2 separate regions of the Homo sapiens genome follow, and region 1 is linked to region 2. Evidence: chromatin contacts called from ENCODE Hi-C or POLR2A ChIA-PET data. All regions are on one chromosome and are shown on one strand. The core of a region is the stretch at or near the end of the contact, and the rest is flanking DNA. Distances in the headings are between cores, read along the strand shown.

Region 1 (3,993 bases), core at 718-3,217, 160 kb after region 2:
ATAATGCTAGTACTTTGGAAGGCTGAGGTGGGAGGATTGCTTAGCTCAGGAGTTCAAGACTAGCCTGGGTAACATGGCAAGACCCCATCTCTACAAAAAGTACAGACACAAAAAAAATTAGTTGAGTGTGGTGATGCCAGCCATTTGCGAGGCTGAGGCTGCGCTAAACCATGATCGAACCACTGCACTCCAGCCTGGGCAAGAGAGTTGAGACCCTGTTTCAGAAAAAAAAAAAAAGGCCCTGGCACTAGCCTGCCTGGGCCAGCTCCTCCAAGACACACCACCTGTTGGAACACCAGCAAGTACCTGCACCTCTCCTTGCCTGTTTCCTCCTGGGTAAATAACCTTAGAGGGTCATTGTGAGACTCCAATGTTTGATTAACGGAAAGTTGTTAAACAAGTTATTCACGGCAGCATTGTTGGTAATTGCAGGGAGTAGAAAACAACCTAAGTGCCCCTCATTAGGAACAAGTTGAATAAACAAGGCACACCCATGTAGGCAGCCACCGGAAAAGGAGACAAAGACTTTGTGTTAATAAGGAACAAAGTCCTGTAATCCATAAGGAACAAAGTCCTGTAATCCCAGCACTTTGGGAGGCCGAGGCAGGCTGATCACTTGAGGCCAGGAGTTCCAGACCAGCCTGACCAACATGGTGAAACCCCATCTCTACTAAAAACACAAAAATTAGCCAGGTGTGGTGGTGCATGCCTATAATCCCAGCTACTCAGGAGGCTACGGCAGGAGAATTGCTTGAACTAAGGAGGTGGAGGTTGCAGTGAGCTGAGATGGTGCCACTGCACTCCAGCCTGGGTGACAGAGTGAGACACTGTCTCAAATGAAGAAAGAAATAAAAAATGCTTCTGTAATATGTGCGTGTATTACTTTAATAACTAGTTTCAAATATTGTAAAGAATGTGCGTGGAGCTCCTGAAATAGAATGTTTGTTATTTTTTGTGTTATTTGGTTTTTGTTTTTGTTTTGTTTTGTTTTGTTTTTTGAGAGGGTGTCTCGCTCTGTCGCCCAGGCTGGAGTGCAGTGGCGCGATCTCAGCTCACTGCAAGCTCTGCCTACTGGGTTCACGCCATTCTCCTGCCTCAGCCTCCCAAGTAGCTGGGACTACAGGCGCCCACCACCGTGCCCGGCTAATTTTTTTATTTTTTGGTAGAGACGAGCTTTCACCATGTTAACCAGGGTAGTCTGGATCTCCTGACCTTGTGATCCGCCTGCCTCGGCCTCCCAAAGTGCTGGGATTACAGGTGTGAGCCACCGCGCCTGACCTGTTTTTGTTTTTTTGAGACAGAGTCTCACTGTTTCCCAGACTGGAGTGCAGTGGTGCGACCTTAGCTCACTACAACCTCTGCCTTCCAGGTTCAAGCAATTCTCATATCTCACCCTCCAGAGTAGCTAGGAATACATGCAGGTGCCACCATGCCCAGCTAATTTTGTATTTTTAGTAGAGGCGGAGTTTTGCCATATTGGCCAGGCTAGTCTTGAACTCCTGACCTCAGGTGATCTGCCCGCCTCAGCCTCCCCAAAGTGCTGGGATTACAGGCGTGAGCCACTGCGCCCAGCCAAGCTGCCATATTTTTCATAGGTAAATATTTCAGCATTAATCTCTTAAAAAAAAATTTTTTTTTGAAATGGAGTCTCACCATGTTGCCCAGGCTGGTCTCAAATTCCTGGTCAAGTAATCCTCCCACCTCAACCTCCCAAGTAGCTGGGGCTACAGGCACAGGCTACTGAAGCAGCTACATTGCCTGGGGAACTGGGGTTTGTCATCTTGCACCAGGAAAATTTAGGACACAGACACACAAGAGTTGAGCAGAGGTTTAATAGGCAAAAGTAAGAGAAAGGAAAACAGCTCTGTCTCTAGCAAGAGAGAGGGGACTTCCAAGAGGAAAAGACTGGCAGGCAGCAGATGTGCTGGATTTTTTAGTCAGTTTTGAGGAGGCGGTGTCTGATTTACATAGGGCTCACAGATTGGTTCGATCAGGTATGATGTTTCCACAGTGCACAGGAAGGGTGGTCACCCCACCCTAATCTTATTATGCAAAGGAACTTTCTGTCCCCTTGGCTGGTGCTATCTTGTCTGCTCCTTACTGTACTGTACATGTGGCTGACAAAGAGAAGGGAAGATGGAGCTTCTGTCTTGAACATGATTGACATAACTGCCAGCATCTGTGTCTGCAGTTCCATTTTACAGGCTGCTGTTTGTTAGAAAGGAAAATGATTTGAGGCTGCTTTTCATTAAAAGGAAAACCTCCATCCTGGCTAACACAGTGAAACCCCATCTCTACTAAAATACAAAAAAAAATTAGCTGGGCGTGGTGGTGGGCGCCTGTAGTCCCAGCTACTGGGGAGGCTGAGGCAGGAGAGTGGCGTGAACCCGGGAGACGGAGCTTGCAGTGAGCCAAGATTGTGCCACTGCACTCCAGCCTGGGTGGCAGACCGAGACTCCATCTGAAAAAAAAAAAAGGAAAACCTTAATGAGGGCTCCCTTACCCTCACTATCTGCCTAAGTAACTTCTTCTTCACTCCTGTATCACTACCATGTCCTGCTTGAAAAGTAAGGACTTTTCAAAAGACAAAATTACAATATCACCATTGTACACCCCTCCACCAATTAATAGTAATTATGATTTTTTTTTTTTTTCTGAGATGGAGTTTTGCTCTTGTCATCCAGGCTGGAGTGCAATGGCGCGATCTCAGCTCACTGCAAACTCCACCTCCCAGGTTCGAGCGATTCCCCTGCCTCAGCCTCCTGAGTAGCTGGGACTACAGGTGTGCGCCTCCATGCCAAGCTAATTTTTTGTATTTTTAGTAGGGACGGGGTTTCACCGTGTTGGCCAGGCTGATCTCAAACTGCTGACCTCAGGTGATCCACCCGCCTCAGCCTCCCAAAGTGCTGGGATTATAGGCGTGAGCCACCATGCCCAGCCTGTAGTATGCAATTTGGTTTTTTTTGTTTTTTTTTGTTTTTTGTTTTTTTTTGAAACAGAGTCTCGCTCTGCCTCCAGGATGGAGTGCAGTGGCATGATCTTGGCTCACTGCAACCTCCACCTCCCAGGTTCAAGCGATTCTCCTGCCTCAGCCTCCCAAGTAGCTGGGACTACAGGTGCCCACCACCACACCGGCTAATTTTTTTTGTATTTTTAGTCGAGACAGGGTTTCACCATGTTGGTCAGGCTGGTCTCGAACTCCTGACCTCAGGCAATCTGCCTGCATCAGCCTCCCAAAGTGCTGGGATTACAGGCGTGAGCCACCATGTCCGGCCTCTATAGTATACTTCTTTTTTTTTTGAGATGGAGTCTCACTCTGTCGCCCAGGCTGGAGTGCAGTGGCGCAATCTCCACTCACTGCAAGCTCCGCCTCCTGGGTTCACACCATTCTCCTGCCTCAGCCTCCCCAGTAGCTGGGACTACAGGCACCCGCCACCATGCCCGGCTAATTTTTTGTATTTTTAGTAGAGACGGGATTTCACCGTTTTAGCCAGGCTGGTCTCAATCTCCTGACCTCAGGTGATCTGCCTGCCTCAGCTTCCCAAAGTGCTGGGATTACAGGCTGAGCCACCACGCCCGGTCTCTATAGTATACATTTCTAAAGAGAAAGAATCTTTTTAAAAATGCAATCATCATCACACTTTTTAAAAATCTAACAGTAAGTTATTCATAGCATCAGCTAAATTGAATGTTTTAACAGTTTTTATTGAGGTAAAATTGATATACACCTACTTAAAGTGTACGATGTGATAAGTTTTCACATATGCACACCCATGAAAGCATCACACGATGAAGATGGGGAACATCTCCGTCACTCCCAGAAGTTTCCTCCTGCCCCTGTTAAGCCTTCCCTCCCAGCCCTCCCAATTCCAACAAGGATGCAGTGATCTCCACTGGACACTGGGGATTTAATTTGCATTTCTCATTTAATTCACATTCACATGCTTATTTGCCATCCTTATATCTTCTGTGGTAAACTGCTCATTTTATTTT
Region 2 (3,922 bases), core at 350-2,849:
CCAGGGAAATAGTCCAGAGGTCTGAATTGCAAACAAAATAATTTTAACTAATATAAAAAAGACCATCTGTTCAGTAACTAATTCCCTTGAGGACATGATATGGAAGTCAACTATCCAGCTTCCACCTTTACATAGTATATAAATGAGAAGAGAAAAGCGAGCAGGTTGGGTGCAGTGGCTCACGTCTGTATCTTAACACTTTTGGATTATTTGAGCCTGCCCAGGAGTTAGAGACCAGCCTGGGCAAAACAGTAAAACCCCATCTTTACAAAAAAAAACAAAAAACAAACAAAAAAACAATAATAATAATAATAATAATAATAATAATTAGTCTGGAGTGGTGGTGTGCGCCTATAGTCCCAGCTACTTGGGACGCTGAGGTGGGAGGATCACTTGATTGCGCCACTGCACTCCAGCCTGGGACAAAGCAAGACTGTCCAAAAAAAAAAAAAAAAAAAAAAAAACAGAAAGAAAAAGAGAATGAATGTTAAAATGTAGGCAGAGGCATGAAAAATAGAAAAGAAAGTCAGCTTGCAGAGCCAAGTTTATATCTTACCCCACCCTGATGTGGTTGGCCAACAGCTGATAGAGGGCTTTTCGGTAAAGTAGGTAGAAACAAACCCCACCAACCCTCAGGTTACCAGGCAATGTGCCACCATGTTATTAAAGCCATCATGGTGAGAGTTCCTGGGCAGGCAGCCCGCTGGAATGCTGAGTCATCTGTTCCCCCGCTCACAGCTGGCCCTCCTCCCCAGCACATGCTCTGCCCACAAGCACACTCTTTGGGGAATGCATTAGGAAGCAGCTACCTGAATGTATCCTGAAAATCACAGACAAGGCACTAAACACACACCCATTGGAGCCTGTTCTGTCACAACTCAAGCCAGAGTGCAGGCATAAATCACTGCCGTTTCTGGAAAGAGCACAGGCACACCTTGCACTCAGCTCTCTAGAGGCCTTAGCTAAATGCTGTTTAGATTATTTTTAAAAAATGTGGTTTTGACTGGTTCAGGATTTAAAAGAGTTAACAAACATCATATGAGCAGAAGGCACAATGGAATGAGTGTGTACACTCTGGGGTAGACAGCTCTACTACTGGAAGGCCACATGCCTCTCTGGGCAACTGTTTTCTTATCTTTGAACTGAGATGCTTTCCACAGTTGGCTTCAGGGAAAGCATCTAAGACTGGAGTCACAACAGAGTATTCACGCATGGGGCAAGGGGTGGGGACGCTAAAGCTGAACTTTGCCTTTAGTTAAAATTACCCTTGAAACTTCTTTCTTCACACTGGAGAACATGCGTCTCTCAGTGAAGCCAACACAGCTGGTTTTTCCTCCAGGGTCAGAACACACTACTGTTTCTCCTCTAGGACATCAGAGGAAGACGATGGCTTGCATGTGAGCACCATGTTATTAAACACACATGTACACACATGTGTGAACACACATGGTTTATAACCAGCAGGAAGCTTGCTACAAGAAGAGTGTGAAAGTTGATATTCACAAGGAAGGGGCAGAATCTACATCTCCCATTTCATCTCCAACTCACTGGGATAAGGATAAATACTTTTGCTGAGTGAAGTGACAAGCAAAACCAGTCTCACACCCTAAAAAATAATTAGCCACATCAAGTACATTTGAATTCACACAAGTTTCAAAATGTTATGATGTAACTCTACTTGGTACCTAGCAAATATACGATCTAAGCCTCTGTGCCTGTCCTCTGGTCACATGTACCCAAGCTAGTTCTCTGAAGACAAGGAAGGTGTTTTAGCTATTCTATACCTCCAGTGATATTTCTTCAGGAGAGAACAGCTAATACAGCTACTTCTCTCTGCTTCCGAACAGCCCTGGGCTTGCAATTACTACAAGCCACTGAAGAACCACGGCTTAACTTCTTAGGGCATGGATTTTACCAGAGATCAGGGAGGAAAAATTAAATAATTAATCTGGCAATTTAAAACAAATTAATATTAAAGTAAAATGGACATATTGCAGAATAGCATTTTTTTAAATTGTGAGAATGGTTTAAATAAAACATAAGACGGTAGAGATATTTCACCTTCTGCCCCCCTCACCCCGCTGCGCCCCTGAGTGCTCCTATCCACGCTGCTTTGGTGTTGTTTGAGAAGAACCTCCCCCCACAGAGGCACTGATACTAGCTGAATGGATTCTCCTTTCTGGGGAATGAGAACACCAGAAAGGAAAAGAGACTTCCACCTTCTCTTCTTGGCAGCAAGGAGGTGAATGTAATGTCCACATGAGGGTAGTTTATACATGTCAATTTGTATTCTAGGTGCACAAACAACACTCAGAGAGCTGTAAGGAGTTCTCTGTGGTTAGAAGCAATTCTGAAAAGAGCTGACTCATATGAGAAAAGCGTAATGCAGTATCTATTTCTTTTAGCAAAGGTGATAGAAACGCACGTATCATGAATATGTCATGCAAGGAAAGATGAGGGCAGCCTAAGCTGAGAAGGTGTTCAAATAAATTTCCTGTTTGAAAGGGATTATGATACTGCTCTTTTCCCTACCTACCTGTGGACACAACAGAAAGGTGGGAATCCTGTCCTATAAATTCAGGTTCTGGCCCTCATTTGCCCTACAAGTATTTCTTAGCCAAGGTGAAGTGGTCACCCGTGCATCTACCAAAATGGTCTGGACCACTGACTGGGCAGGTTTTGAGAAGCACGGTCACCTGCCTCAGGGTGGTAGCTATCATTTCCTGAGATTATATCACAGGTAGTACACGCTGCCAATGCTGTAGGCTCTGTTACCCTCACTTTATACAGAAAACTGAAGACCCTGTTGAATGGCTTGTCCATAGTCTTGCAGCTGGTATAAGGAGAACTGGAATACAAATTCAAGATGTTTCAATCATACAATGCTGCAAGGAGCTGATGTCAAGGAAGATACAAAGTAATGACCACCTACTCTGCTAGCAGATGGTGGTAAATTGTTCTTAGAAGCAGTGAACCAAGGGCATGATATCAACAGTCCTTGTGTGTGCCTTCTTCAGCAGAGAGGTCTACTGACTGTCAGTGAGTGTTCTGTCTAAACGAGAAGGGGCTTAGAGAGGATCATATCCTTTGACCTAGTAATTCCTCTTTTAGGAAATCATCCTATGAAAACAATCTGAAATGAGGACTAATTTTTAATGCACAAGGATACGTAAATTTTTAAATTAAAAATGTCTTCAAAACACAAACAAATGTTTAATAGTAGGAGAATAGTTAAATAATTATGCTATTCATATTCATTAAAAATTATGTGAGGTTGAGGGAGGCCGGCACGGTGGCTCACACCTGTAATCCCAGCACTTTTGGCGACCGAGGTGGGTGAATCACGAGGTCAGGAGTTGGAGATCAGCCTGGCCAACATGGTGAAACCCTGTCTCTAATAAAAATACAAAAAATTATCCGGGCATGGTGGCATGAGCCTGTAATCCCAGCTACTCGGGAGGCTGAGGCAGGAAAATAGCTTGAACCCAGGAGGCGGAGGTTGCAGTGAGCAGAGATTGCGCCATTGCACTCCAGCCTGGGTGACAGAGCAAGACTCCGTCTCAAAAAATAAATAAATAAAATAAATAAAAATTACGTGAGGGAGAAAGTAGGGAGAGGGGAGAAAAAATACGCTTTCAAAGCAATAATAACCAAACAAAATATAATCAATAAATTCTCTGGCTAGCTATTTGGGAAAAAGTAACATGAATGCCTCTCTCATAGGTTATACCATTGACTCAATCAACAAATATTTGCTGATCACCTATTTTAAGCATTGAGAAAAACTTAGAATAAAAAAATCTTTGCCCTCCTAAGACAATTCGTTAAGCAGTACAGTTTCATATGGGTATTTTCCTATATGTATGTTAAGCCTCCATTTAAAAGTTAAAATAAAAAGCCTGACTTCATGGATCTTACATTC

What was found. A loop is a pair of places that touch in the nucleus more often than their neighbours do. ChIA-PET counts read pairs that join two places held with the same protein, here RNA polymerase II (POLR2A). Pooled maps may share reads with other maps.
Region 1: a pooled map shows a loop between it and region 2 (3-fold over the local background). The contact joins two enhancer-like sites. A Hi-C loop is called at or near these places in 2 of 50 pooled maps. POLR2A ChIA-PET finds 5 or more read pairs at or near these places in 3 of 52 experiments (HCT116 and WTC11).

What each region holds. Positions count from the first base shown.
Region 1 is chr16:14,656,269-14,660,261 of GRCh38, forward strand. The region is part of intron 5 of BFAR (bifunctional apoptosis regulator); the gene reads left to right. Among named protein-coding and RNA genes, the nearest start is that of BFAR, 25 kb to the left of the region's middle. Within about 2 kb of position 1,968, at least 4 of the 41 ENCODE cell types and tissues checked have a DNase peak (open chromatin) inside an H3K27ac peak, as active enhancers do.
Region 2 is chr16:14,500,997-14,504,918 of GRCh38, forward strand. All of the region lies in intron 21 of PARN (poly(A)-specific ribonuclease), which reads right to left. Among named protein-coding and RNA genes, the nearest start is that of LINC03107, 74 kb to the left of the region's middle. RefSeq lists enhancers at 556-850, 576-870. Within about 2 kb of position 1,600, at least 32 of the 41 ENCODE cell types and tissues checked have a DNase peak (open chromatin) inside an H3K27ac peak, as active enhancers do.